Regions from separate parts of the Homo sapiens genome. Here regions 1, 3 and 4 are each linked to region 2. Evidence: chromatin contacts called from ENCODE Hi-C or POLR2A ChIA-PET data. All regions are on one chromosome and are shown on one strand. Each heading gives the region's core, a stretch centred on a gene start or an enhancer-like site at or near the end of the contact. The rest is flanking DNA. Distances are from core to core; before and after follow the strand shown.

Region 1 (2,900 bases), core at 1-2,500, 5.8 Mb before region 2:
AAACAGCATCCAGATAGAGACAAAGAGCCTTCCCTGTACCCTAAAAGTTTCCCAGAAATTGTTCCCAGTTAGCATATTTATTTTTATAAAGGTAATGCATGCCCATCATATAACATTCAAAAAGGTATGTAGAGAACCAAGTGTCTCCCCCAGCCCTGTCCTCCAGCCACCCAGTTTCCCTCCCTAGGGGAAGCCACCAATATGTGTTTCTTATGTATCCCCTGTTGAGCTGCTTTTCCTCGTTTTGGTTTGGCGGTGTTGATGTTTGTATTTGGAATTACAGGTAGGCAGCATCATATACCTTAGTGTTTAGGGCCTCTAAGATCAACCAGCCCTGAGAAAATCAGCCATGGTGAGGACCTTGTCCCCCAGCCCCCCAGGAGATAGGCCCCCTGGTGGGAGTGCTGGGGCAGGGCAGAGGCCTAGGGACAAGAATTAGAAAGGACCCATGTTGACAGGGCTGCTCAGGGTCATGTTGTCCATCCCTCTGCCACAGTGGCATGGACAAACTGCATATGTTGGTTAGAGGAGGGCACCCTTCTCTCTTGCAAGCATTGGCAAGGTCTTAACTATTAGTCTCCTGCTCCCATGGCAGCCCCTTTGGACAAGGAGGCTCTTAATCTCTGTTCTTTGAAGCCCTGAGGGCTGGTGTATAGGAGTTCAAAGCACTGGCTTTGGAACCGGACTGTCTGGGTTTGAATCCTGGCACTGCAGCTGACTCACTGATGGACTCAGGCAATGCCTTAAACTCCCTGAGCCTCAGGTTCCTTGTCTGTAAAATGATAAAGATAGCCCCTGTTTCATAGGGCTGTGGTGAGAAACCAATCAGACAAGGCATGTGAACGCCATTATAGCACAGCGCCCGGCATCCAGCAGGACTCACTCGATGACAGTTGTCACCGCCATCATTGTTATTAGCGTGGGCCAGGGAGGGCTGCGTAAAAGCAGCTGGTGGAGGAGGGAGAGATGCCGTGGGACCGTCTGGGTTCGCATGCGTGAAGTATTATCTGGGCCTGGAGTGTGCAAGGCACACATGTGTCCTTACTGCATGTGTTGTCACATATGTGCAATGCCATGCTCCTGAGCCTTTGATTGCAGACGTGTGGGAAGTGGGCCCCGTCCCCACCCCCAGTGCCACCCTGCTCTGCTTCTCTTCCCTTGCTGTGCTCTAAAACGAGAAGTACAAGTGAGTTCCCCCAAGGGGTCGGCCGCGCCTCTTCCTGTCCCCGCCCTGCCGGCTGCCCCAGGCCAGTGGAGTGGCAGCCCCAGAACTGGGACCACCGGGGGTGGTGAGGCGGCCCGGCACTGGGAGCTGCATCTGAGGCTTAGTCCCTGAGCTCTCTGCCTGCCCAGACTAGCTGCACCTCCTCATTCCCTGCGCCCCCTTCCTCTCCGGAAGCCCCCAGGATGGTGAGGTAAGGGCCTGCCACCCACGGTAGACAGGAGGCAAGGGTGCCTGGTGCCCACGGGACCCCTCCTCACTGCCCTGCCTGGGCCGCCCAGGTGGTTTCACCGAGACCTCAGTGGGCTGGATGCAGAGACCCTGCTCAAGGGCCGAGGTGTCCACGGTAGCTTCCTGGCTCGGCCCAGTCGCAAGAACCAGGGTGACTTCTCGCTCTCCGTCAGGTAGGTGGGCCCCCCGCAACCCCGGGCATTTTGGCCACTCTCTTGTGCCATCCAGGCCCTGAACCACTCATTCCTGGTTCCCCGTGGCAGTGCTGACTCCCCGTCTGTTCCCTTGCCCCCAACCCCCACACTCCCCATCCCTGTCTGTGCCCACCCATGCCCATGTGTGCCCCCACCCAGGACCTCAGCCGATCCCTGCCCTCCTGCCTCTACTCCTGCACCGACTGGCCTCACCGCCTGGTGCCCTGCAGGGTGGGGGATCAGGTGACCCATATTCGGATCCAGAACTCAGGGGATTTCTATGACCTGTATGGAGGGGAGAAGTTTGCGACTCTGACAGAGCTGGTGGAGTACTACACTCAGCAGCAGGGTGTCCTGCAGGACCGCGACGGCACCATCATCCACCTCAAGTACCCGCTGAACTGCTCCGATCCCACTAGTGAGAGGTGAGGGCTCCGCACCCCCGCCATTCCCAAGCAGGGATGAGCCGGCTCCCACCCTGAACAGCCAGGGAGGCAGGGAGACTGGCAGCCGGCGCTGCCTACCCTCCATCCCCTCCCCTCCCTGCACCAGCTGGGGCTCTCAATGTCCCTCCTCCCTGCTGTCCTGGGACCTGGTGTCTCAGAGCCTAACCTACCACCCTTTCCACCTAACCCCGAGGAAGCCACAGAAAGCTGCCTCGCCCTACTCCGGGAGCCCTGGCCGCTGCAACCCAGGTCCCACTGGAGACAGGGAGGCCACTGCTGGTGGCCAGCATGTCGTGCAGGCCAGCTCTGTTGTTAGAAAGCTCTTCTTCCTCTGGAATCGAGCCTGCCTTCCTCCGTCTGCCCCTCACCCCAGCACATGTTAGGACAGTGAGGAGCTGACACTGGGGTGAAGATGGGGATGAATGCTTGCCAAGACACTTGATGCCTTGTCCCAGCCGCCCCGTGGGGATGGGTCTGTCCTGTGGGGTCAAATAGGTCTCCGGCCCAAACAGAGATCATTGAGAGCACGATGTGAAGTGTTCACCTGTGTAAAGTGTCTCACGCTGTCCCGGGCACAGAGTAATACTCCAGGCATTTCCTTCCTGTGGCCTCCCCGACTCCTCCTGTGGTCTCCCAAAGGCATGGGCTGGGGGCTGGGGGCTCTGAATGCTCCTCATGACACCATGGCTCCTTTCAGCAGCCGCATCTCAATGCCAGATCCCCTTAGAGTAAAGGGCAGCGGAATAACGCTAGGGGGTTTTCACATGCACCCCTGGGCCAAGCCGACTTGCCCTTGCCGTGGATCCC
Region 2 (2,700 bases), core at 201-2,700:
AAACAAGCTACACATCAAGCTCATCTGTAGCATAGGTGCTTAAGAAAACTTTGCTGCTGTGTAATATTAGAACGGAAGGTTGGTTTCCAGTAAAATGCATTAACTTTGGCTCAAACCAAGATGATGGGTACCGGGCATGGGGGTGGGGAGGCAGTTGAAGATCCACTGAGCTTTGTCTCAGGGCAGCCCTGCTCATCGTCCTACTTTACCTTCCACCACGGTGCTCAAGCCCACACTGAGAGAGAAATTTCCAGCTGCAAAAGGGAGAAGAGAAACGCTGGAATACTAGTATCGGACGTTAGGACATGGTTGTGGTGTTTTAAAAATCATTTCATCATCTGGAGTTTGACCCCGAGGGGAGTATTTTCACCCTTCAGCCCTCTGAAAGCATTCACTAGCATCTGAATATTGTTCTGAGTTTGTTGGAGCAGTGAAATCTGGTGAGAGAGAAGGGTGGAGGAAGGAAGGAGCTGTTGTATTTGGCGGCTGGACTCAGGTAGAGGAAACTGCTACAATCCCGGGAAAGAACAGAAAAGTAGAAAGGGACGAGTTCCCACACGCAGCCAATGTCCATGGCCTTAACTGTGCTTGGGAAGGAAGATCCTGGGCCAGGGGTGTACCCTCGTTTTTCAAAACTAAACGTGTCTGAGACAGCTACAAAGTTTATTAAGGGACTTGAGAGACTAGAGTTTTTTGTTTTTTTTTTTTAATCTTGAGTTCCTTTCTTATTTTCATTGAGGGAGAGCTTGAGTTCATGATAAGTGCCGCGTCTACTCCTGGCTAATTTCTAAAAGAAAGACGTTCGCTTTGGCTTCTTCCCTAGGCCCCCAGCCTCCCCAGGGATGGCAGAAACTTCTGGGTTAAGGCTGAGCGAACCATTGCCCACTGCCTCCACCAGCCCCCAGCAAAGGCACGCCGGCGGGGGGGCGCCCAGCCCCCCCAGCAAACGCTCCGCGGCCTCCCCCGCAGACCACGAGGTGGGGGCCGCTGGGGAGGGCCGAGCTGGGGGCAGCTCGCCACCCCGGCTCCTAGCGAGCTGCCGGCGACCTTCGCGGTCCTCTGGTCCAGGTCCCGGCTTCCCGGGCGAGGAGCGGGAGGGAGGTCGGGGCTTAGGCGCCGCGGCGAACCCGCCAACGCAGCGCCGGGCCCCGAACCTCAGGCCCCGCCCCAGGTTCCCGGCCGTTTGGCTAGTTTGTTTGTCTTAATTTTAATTTCTCCGAGGCCAGCCAGAGCAGGTTTGTTGGCAGCAGTACCCCTCCAGCAGTCACGCGACCAGCCAATCTCCCGGCGGCGCTCGGGGAGGCGGCGCGCTCGGGAACGAGGGGAGGTGGCGGAACCGCGCCGGGGCCACCTTAAGGCCGCGCTCGCCAGCCTCGGCGGGGCGGCTCCCGCCGCCGCAACCAATGGATCTCCTCCTCTGTTTAAATAGACTCGCCGTGTCAATCATTTTCTTCTTCGTCAGCCTCCCTTCCACCGCCATATTGGGCCACTAAAAAAAGGGGGCTCGTCTTTTCGGGGTGTTTTTCTCCCCCTCCCCTGTCCCCGCTTGCTCACGGCTCTGCGACTCCGACGCCGGCAAGGTTTGGAGAGCGGCTGGGTTCGCGGGACCCGCGGGCTTGCACCCGCCCAGACTCGGACGGGCTTTGCCACCCTCTCCGCTTGCCTGGTCCCCTCTCCTCTCCGCCCTCCCGCTCGCCAGTCCATTTGATCAGCGGAGACTCGGCGGCCGGGCCGGGGCTTCCCCGCAGCCCCTGCGCGCTCCTAGAGCTCGGGCCGTGGCTCGTCGGGGTCTGTGTCTTTTGGCTCCGAGGGCAGTCGCTGGGCTTCCGAGAGGGGTTCGGGCTGCGTAGGGGCGCTTTGTTTTGTTCGGTTTTGTTTTTTTGAGAGTGCGAGAGAGGCGGTCGTGCAGACCCGGGAGAAAGATGTCAAACGTGCGAGTGTCTAACGGGAGCCCTAGCCTGGAGCGGATGGACGCCAGGCAGGCGGAGCACCCCAAGCCCTCGGCCTGCAGGAACCTCTTCGGCCCGGTGGACCACGAAGAGTTAACCCGGGACTTGGAGAAGCACTGCAGAGACATGGAAGAGGCGAGCCAGCGCAAGTGGAATTTCGATTTTCAGAATCACAAACCCCTAGAGGGCAAGTACGAGTGGCAAGAGGTGGAGAAGGGCAGCTTGCCCGAGTTCTACTACAGACCCCCGCGGCCCCCCAAAGGTGCCTGCAAGGTGCCGGCGCAGGAGAGCCAGGATGTCAGCGGGAGCCGCCCGGCGGCGCCTTTAATTGGGGCTCCGGCTAACTCTGAGGACACGCATTTGGTGGACCCAAAGACTGATCCGTCGGACAGCCAGACGGGGTTAGCGGAGCAATGCGCAGGAATAAGGAAGCGACCTGCAACCGACGGTAATGACCCTTTCCCAACCATAGAATGTGTTTGGGGCCCCGCTTTGCCTGCTGGAGGGTGTTAACCTTAGCTTGCTTTTCGGCGTATTCTGATTTAGCTTTGGGAGAGCTAACTTTATTGGTCTTAGGTGTTCAGTGCTACCTGGCCCACTGCTTGTCTGTTTGTGACTTTTAAGTCAGAAACTGGAGATGGTAAGATCCGATAATTTCCCTAACTTAATACATCGCGGTCCCTCTCACTAGCAACTCCTAGGTATGTGACAAAGTTGGGATGTTTATCAACGGTCCGCCTCCTGGCTAGGG
Region 3 (2,898 bases), core at 1-2,500, 6.0 Mb before region 2:
AGCCTTCCACTCTGTCCACCTTCCTGACCTTTAATACACAACCCAGCCCCTGTTCCCTTCTGAAATCCCAAGCTTTTCAAAATGACTCAAAGATACCGAGATTGAGGGCGAGGAGCTGAGGATGTGTGGAATAGGGTGGGGCTGGAACTCCAGACCTGGACCTGTATTATATTTGCAAAGGAGGCAAATATAACCCAGAAAGGCTAGGGAAGATGGCAGCAGAGGAATGAGAAAAGCTGAAGGATGGAAAATGTAAAAAATGAGGACAGAAAGAGGAGTTGAGGAAAGCCAGCCAAGAATAGAGGGCCAGGTGCCTGACTCAGATAAGACAAGAGCAGGGTTGTCTGGGAAAGATAGGGAAAGAGACCAGAGGTGGAAGGGCAGAAGAGAGTCAGTGAGGAGTGGAGAAGAGGTGAGAGAAGAATGGGAGCGATTCGAGTTATAATTGGTTGTGAAGGAGGGGTCTAGGTACAGATGACTGAGGACGGATGAAGAGAAATAGAAGGACCAGGCGAATAAAAGTGAGGTGAGACGGGCGAATAAGAGAGGTAGAAGATGGAAGAGAGCTGGAAGACAGCAAAGGAGACCAGGGGGCCTGACTCCCCCCGGCTCACAGCACGGGGCCAGGAAGGGAGGCACCCGGCAAGGGTCACAAGTGTCAATCTGGCGGGACAGAAGGCTGGGCCGCCCTTTCTGCCCTCCCATCCCTCCTCAAGGCCATCCAGAGAATGTGGATGGAGGATGAGAGGGGGAAATCCGGCGTGGTGTGGAAGGAGCGCCCGAACCCTCTTCCTCTTCTTTAAGCTTTTGGTTTCTCAAATACCTGCCCTATCTTCCCATCTGCTCCCCTCACCCCACCCCTTGGCAAAATCCCAGGGCTTTTTTTGGGGTCAGTAGGATTCTGGCCACCTCTCCAGTCCGCCCCCAAAAGCCAGACTCCACATTCGCAGGCAGTAGGTTGGGATTTGGAAAGGTGCCTCCCCGCAGGAACCCCACCCCTTCCCACCTCCTCGCCCCACTCTTTCTCCGCGGCCGTCAGTCTCTCCATTTCCCCCTCCTGGTCTCGTCCTCCCTCCCGACTCCCTAGCTCTCCCTCCCCTCGCTTTCATCCTCCTATCCCCACCTCTCCAACCTCCTCTTTCATCCCCCTCCCCTCTCCTCTCCTCCCCGCTCCCGCCTGCCCCACCCCTGGGAAGCCCCTCCCGTCGGGCAGCGCCGCCTTATAAGCGGGTTCCCTTCCCGGGGGCGGCAGCGGCTGGTCGGCGGCAGCTCTGCTGGTGCGGGGGCGGCGAGCCCGGGATCGAGCTACCGCGGCCGAGCGCGCCGGCCACCGCCTGCACCGCCCTTCCGCCCGCCCTCCGGACGGCCGCAGCCCTGCGGGTCTCCGCTCCAGACCCACCCCCGCCCCACCCCGCGCGCCTCTGCCGCCTCTTCCAGAGACCCAGCTTGCCGAGCGGCCGCCGCTGCCGCTGTCGCCGCCGCCGCCGCCACCGCGCCAGGTTCCGGCCGCGGCCACCCTCCGCCGTCCAGGGCCCCTCCGTCTCGGCCCCGGGACCCCGGCTCCCCGCCAGCCCCGGCCCCGGCCCCGGCACCATGTCGGAGAAAAGCGTGGAGGCAGCGGCCGAGTTGAGCGCCAAGGTACGGGCGGGGGCGGCGGCGGCCCGGACCTCGCGCAGCCCTGGGGCCCGGCGCGGTCCTTCGCCCCAGGCCGCCCCCGACGGCCCCGCGCGGCCCTTGCGCCCGGGTCCTGGCGGACCCCACTGCGCCCTCCCACCGCTCCCCGGCCCGGAGCTCCTTTCCCGGCTCCGCGCGGCTAGCGCCAGCGCCCTCTAGCTGCCCTGCGCGCACCACGGCGCCCGGCCTCGCCGCTCCGGTCGCGCCGTCCCCCGCAGCCGTCCCCACCCCTCTTCGGCCCCACCTCGCTGACCGGATCCCGTCCGGCTTCCCGTCCGAACGCCCCGAGTCTCACTTTGCCGCGCCCCCTCCCTGCGCCCCGCTGCCGCGTCTTTGCTTGCAACCTGACCTCACCTTTCCTCGCTAAGCGGTTTGAGATCCTCAAGTGTAAACAGGACTCTCCCTGGAGGCTGCTCCTCCGGGCCCCTCCCCGCGGCCCGACCGTCGCTCGCTTCTCTCCCCGGACGGCGGCCGCCTCTGTTTTCTCGTTCCCTCCCCTCAGCTGGCTTTCAGCTTTCTTTTCTCTTCATCGTCCCCTTCCCGCATACACACTGAAAGAATCTCGAATTCCTAAAAATTAGAAGCGGGGCAGGACTAGCCTTCGAAAAAGCCGAGGCTGGGCATTGCATGGCATTGCGTCGAGCTGTCCTCGCCCTCATCAGCTCCCTTCCCCGGCCCCATCCGTTCGCCCTTGCCTCTCTTCCAGCCTTCCTCTAATTTCCCCAGGGAACCTGCGGAGTGTCGCTTTGGGAAATTAACGCGGCCGGGGTTTGGGGGCTGGGAGCCCTATCTTGTGTGTGTATGTGTATGGCGGGGGGGGGGGGCGCGGTGGTTGCTGAGGGGCCGTCACACAGGTCTCCCGGAGGCCCGCGGAGTGAAACGGGGGGAGCCAATGGGATTAACGGCGGTGGGAGAGGGGCTGTGTGCGATCTGCCAAGGTGCGCCCGTGTGGCCCTCCGGCGGGCTGTGCGGTGGCATGTGACTTCACTGAGTAGGTGTCTTTGTATGTCTGAAATCCAGCGAGTGTGTGGGACTGCCCGTGTCAGTTACATGTGTGCATGTGGAGACGTAGATGTTCTGGAGCCATGTTGTCGCTTTGTGAGTGCTGAGTGGCTCCGCTGTGCTCCCGTGCTGTCTCAAGAGTGTGGACCAGAATGGCCCAACGCTGGGCCATGTGTCTCCCATCGCGTGGGTGCTCCTCTCTAACTGTGTCTGTGCATGGCT
Region 4 (2,717 bases), core at 192-2,691, 5.5 Mb before region 2:
ATTCTACTGTATCAGATGGGTTCCTTTAAACATTGCTCTCTCTAGGGGGTCCTCTTTTTAAAAGTATGCACCTTCTGGAGGGCATCTCTTCATCCTTGTGTGGTTTAGTTTATCAGGTATTTTCCTCACGATGGCAGCCTGAGAACAGGGGACGCCCAAGGGCTGGGATTTGTGTGCTCCGGAAGAAAACGGGGTGTAGAAGTGGGGCCTCTGAAAGAGGGCGAAAAGGCAAGGAAAAGGAGAAATGTTGCACAGTCTTATGGTCTGTCCCCTGCCATTCTGTTCCCCTGAGGTGTCAGAGCAGCTTCTCTGTCTTCCCAGGGATGAGTTTACACAGACATTCCCTGTGGCCCCCTGAGGCCTCCACCTCTGAAATCTGCAGAACAGCCAGGAAACAAGCCCGGCCCATGGCGCCACCTGCTGCCTGCCTGCCTCCGCTCATGCACCCTGGGCTGGGATGGTACTTCTGTTCGTCTGGCATTATTGCCCTTGGTCATTTACCGGCAGCCCTGGGCCCCTCCTTGCTCTTCTCCATGACACTAGGACTCCCTTGGTCTTGAAGCTGGGTGAGATTATCAGGGTTTGTTTCTCAATGACTTTGAGGTTTGACAGCAGAGCACACTCTTTGGCAGATGAGGGGGCTTGAGGCTTAGTCTTATTCCGTGATTAAAAGCATTTCTTGTATGTTTGTCCTTTCCCAGCCTGGAGTGATGGGAATAAGGCCACTATGTTGACTTAGCGGAAGGAAGGGCTGACTCACTGTTCACCTTCCCTGTACGTTACCAGCTCGAGGTCTCAGGATGCGTTGGACCCTATTTTGGTCTCCGGAATTTGTCATCATGCAGTGCTATTTTCCCCATTATGCAGAGGTGGAGAGGGATTAAGGCGGGGGCGGGCCCCTGTCTCCATGGAGACAGTGACGCTACCCCGCTAGGGGTTATTTGGAAGCGGGGCAGGCCTAGGAGGCTGAAGAAGGCTTCGGACTGGACTCCCCAGCCCCTGGTGTTAGGGCTTTTCTCTTTCTTGGGCTTGGGAACATTAGCCAGCCCCATTTTAGAGGGGAAAACTGAGGCTCAGAAAGGGCACTGAATCCCCTTAGGTCACAATGCGCCCAAGGGAAGAGGCAGGATCGACTGAGCCTAGGATCTCGCGTCTTCGGCTTTCCCCCAGAGCCTGGGAAGCCCTTCTTAGCTCCACTCTTCTTTGAGCTTTCCGTCAAACAAATCCTAGGGCCCGTGGCCTTTTCGAGCGCTCCTAAAGGCGACTCTCCAAGACCCGCTCTCTAAGGTGCTCTTCCCCTTTAAGACTCACGGCTCTTCCCGTCAGGCTGCGTCGCAGTCTTAAGGCCCCGCCTTTTCAGACAGCTTCCGCTGGGCCTGGGCCGCTGCGGGGCGGTCACGGCCCCTTTAAGCCTGAGCCCCGCCCCCTGGCTCCCCGCCCCCTCTTCTCCCCTCCCCCAAGCCAGCACCTGGTGCCCCGGCGGGTCGTGCGGCGCGGCGCTCCGCGGTGAGCGCCTGACCCCGAGGGGGCCCGGGGCCGCGTCCCTGGGCCCTCCCCACCCTTGCGGTGGCCTCGCGGGTCCCAGGGGCGGGGCTGGAGCGGCAGCAGGGCCGGGGAGATGGGCGGTGGGGAGCGCGGGAGGGACCGGGCCGAGCCGGGGGAAGGGCTCCGGTGACTTAAGGGGAGGGAATGCTCCTCTGCCGTGCTCACCGCGTGCTGGGGCTGCGCGGGGCTAGGTATGGTCGGGCTGTTTTCCCACTGTCCCTTCTTCGGGCAGTGTCGCCGTCCAGCCTGGTTGTTGAAGCGTCCCCGTGGTCCCCCGGGGTCCAGGCCCCTTTGTGGAGGCAGCTGCTGGCCCCCAGCCCATGGGACCGTAGTCGCGGAGGCCTCTGCAGAGGCGCAGGCTGGAAGCGGTGGCCTTTGAGGGGGGCGGCAGGAGAGAGTACCGACCTCCCTCGAACTCCTGGCAGAGGTGGGGGTCGCAGCAAAAGCACTGGGGTGGAGGGCGGCCAGTGTGGGGCAGACGCCTGTGTGCCTTCCTCAGATACGGGCAGAGTTGTGGATGTGAGAAGGGTCTGGCTTGGGTACCTCAGTTCCAAACCTCCTGTGTCCATCAGAGAGCTGGCGGTCACCATGGCAATGCGGGAGCTGGTGGAGGCCGAATGCGGGGGTGCCAACCCGCTCATGAAGCTCGCCGGGCACTTCACCCAGGACAAGGCCCTTCGGCAGGAGGGATTGAGGCCTGGCCCCTGGCCCCCCGGAGCCCCGGCCTCTGAGGCAGTGAGTGTTCTTGAGGTGGAAAGCCCAGGTGCAGCCTCTGAGGCAGTGAGTGTTCTTGAGGTGGAAAGCCCAGGTGCAGCCTCTGAGGCAGTGAGTGTTCTTGAGGTGGAAAGCCCAGGTGGTGGTGGTCTGAGGTGGAGGGGCTGTTTGCACATCTTGGTATAACTGCTTTCTCTATTGTGTTGCAAATCATAGTAGTTACCACTTACTGAGCGTTTATAAACACTAGAAAACCCTGTGCACCTTTAAATAAATGCAACCATTTTATAGATGAAGAAGCCGAGGCTCAGATGCCTATGGGCTTCATCAACCCCTGATTTTAGAGGAACTGCGTCATTGTACATCTCTGTCTTTCTCTCTTAGGCCTCCAAGCCTTTGGGAGTAGCTTCTGAAGATGAGGTAAATAGACCAGTCTCTTTTCTGTCCCATTTTTCTCT

Evidence for each region. Hi-C counts contacts between places; a loop is a spot of excess contacts on that map. ChIA-PET counts read pairs that join two places held with the same protein, here RNA polymerase II (POLR2A). Pooled maps may share reads with other maps.
Region 1: a loop to region 2 is called in a map of OCI-LY7, with 9 times the contacts of the local background. The contact joins the promoter of PTPN6 here to the promoter of CDKN1B in region 2. A Hi-C loop is called at or near these places in 1 of 168 maps with a recorded cell type or tissue (OCI-LY7), 1 of 37 single-sample maps with no recorded cell type and 6 of 50 pooled maps. POLR2A ChIA-PET finds 5 or more read pairs at or near these places in 1 of 52 experiments (CD4-positive, alpha-beta memory T cell).
Region 3: a loop to region 2 is called in a pooled map, with 2.7 times the contacts of the local background. The contact joins the promoter of PTMS here to the promoter of CDKN1B in region 2. A Hi-C loop is called at or near these places in 2 of 50 pooled maps. POLR2A ChIA-PET finds 5 or more read pairs at or near these places in 3 of 52 experiments (A673, Panc1 and WTC11).
Region 4: a loop to region 2 is called in a map of gastrocnemius medialis, with 20 times the contacts of the local background. The contact joins the promoter of PEX5 here to the promoter of CDKN1B in region 2. A Hi-C loop is called at or near these places in 1 of 168 maps with a recorded cell type or tissue (gastrocnemius medialis) and 2 of 50 pooled maps. POLR2A ChIA-PET finds 5 or more read pairs at or near these places in 1 of 52 experiments (OCI-LY7).

The regions. Positions count from the first base shown.
Region 1 is chr12:6,950,106-6,953,005 of GRCh38, forward strand. PTPN6 (protein tyrosine phosphatase non-receptor type 6) reads left to right here and starts at 1,251. Exons shown (of 16, transcript NM_002831.6): 1 at 1,251-1,415; 2 at 1,504-1,626; 3 at 1,878-2,072. The coding sequence starts at 1,408. RefSeq lists enhancers at 549-1,484, 1,485-2,418, 2,419-2,900.
Region 2 is chr12:12,715,918-12,718,617 of GRCh38, forward strand. It overlaps CDKN1B (cyclin dependent kinase inhibitor 1B), which reads left to right and starts at 1,451. Exons shown (of 3, transcript NM_004064.5): 1 at 1,451-2,397. The coding sequence starts at 1,923. It also overlaps a transcript of GPR19 not described here. RefSeq lists silencers at 835-1,404, 1,829-2,017 and enhancers at 1,425-1,474, 1,555-1,654.
Region 3 is chr12:6,765,113-6,768,010 of GRCh38, forward strand. It overlaps PTMS (parathymosin), which reads left to right and starts at 1,251. Exons shown (of 5, transcript NM_002824.6): 1 at 1,251-1,638. The coding sequence starts at 1,594. RefSeq lists silencers at 1,116-1,445, 1,556-2,055.
Region 4 is chr12:7,188,245-7,190,961 of GRCh38, forward strand. PEX5 (peroxisomal biogenesis factor 5) reads left to right here and starts at 1,442. Exons shown (of 16, transcript NM_001351132.2): 1 at 1,442-1,506; 2 at 2,118-2,280; 3 at 2,644-2,679. The coding sequence starts at 2,134. RefSeq lists enhancers at 1-428, 429-928, 1,239-1,298, 1,299-2,015, 2,009-2,158 and 2 more and silencers at 339-388, 1,409-1,818.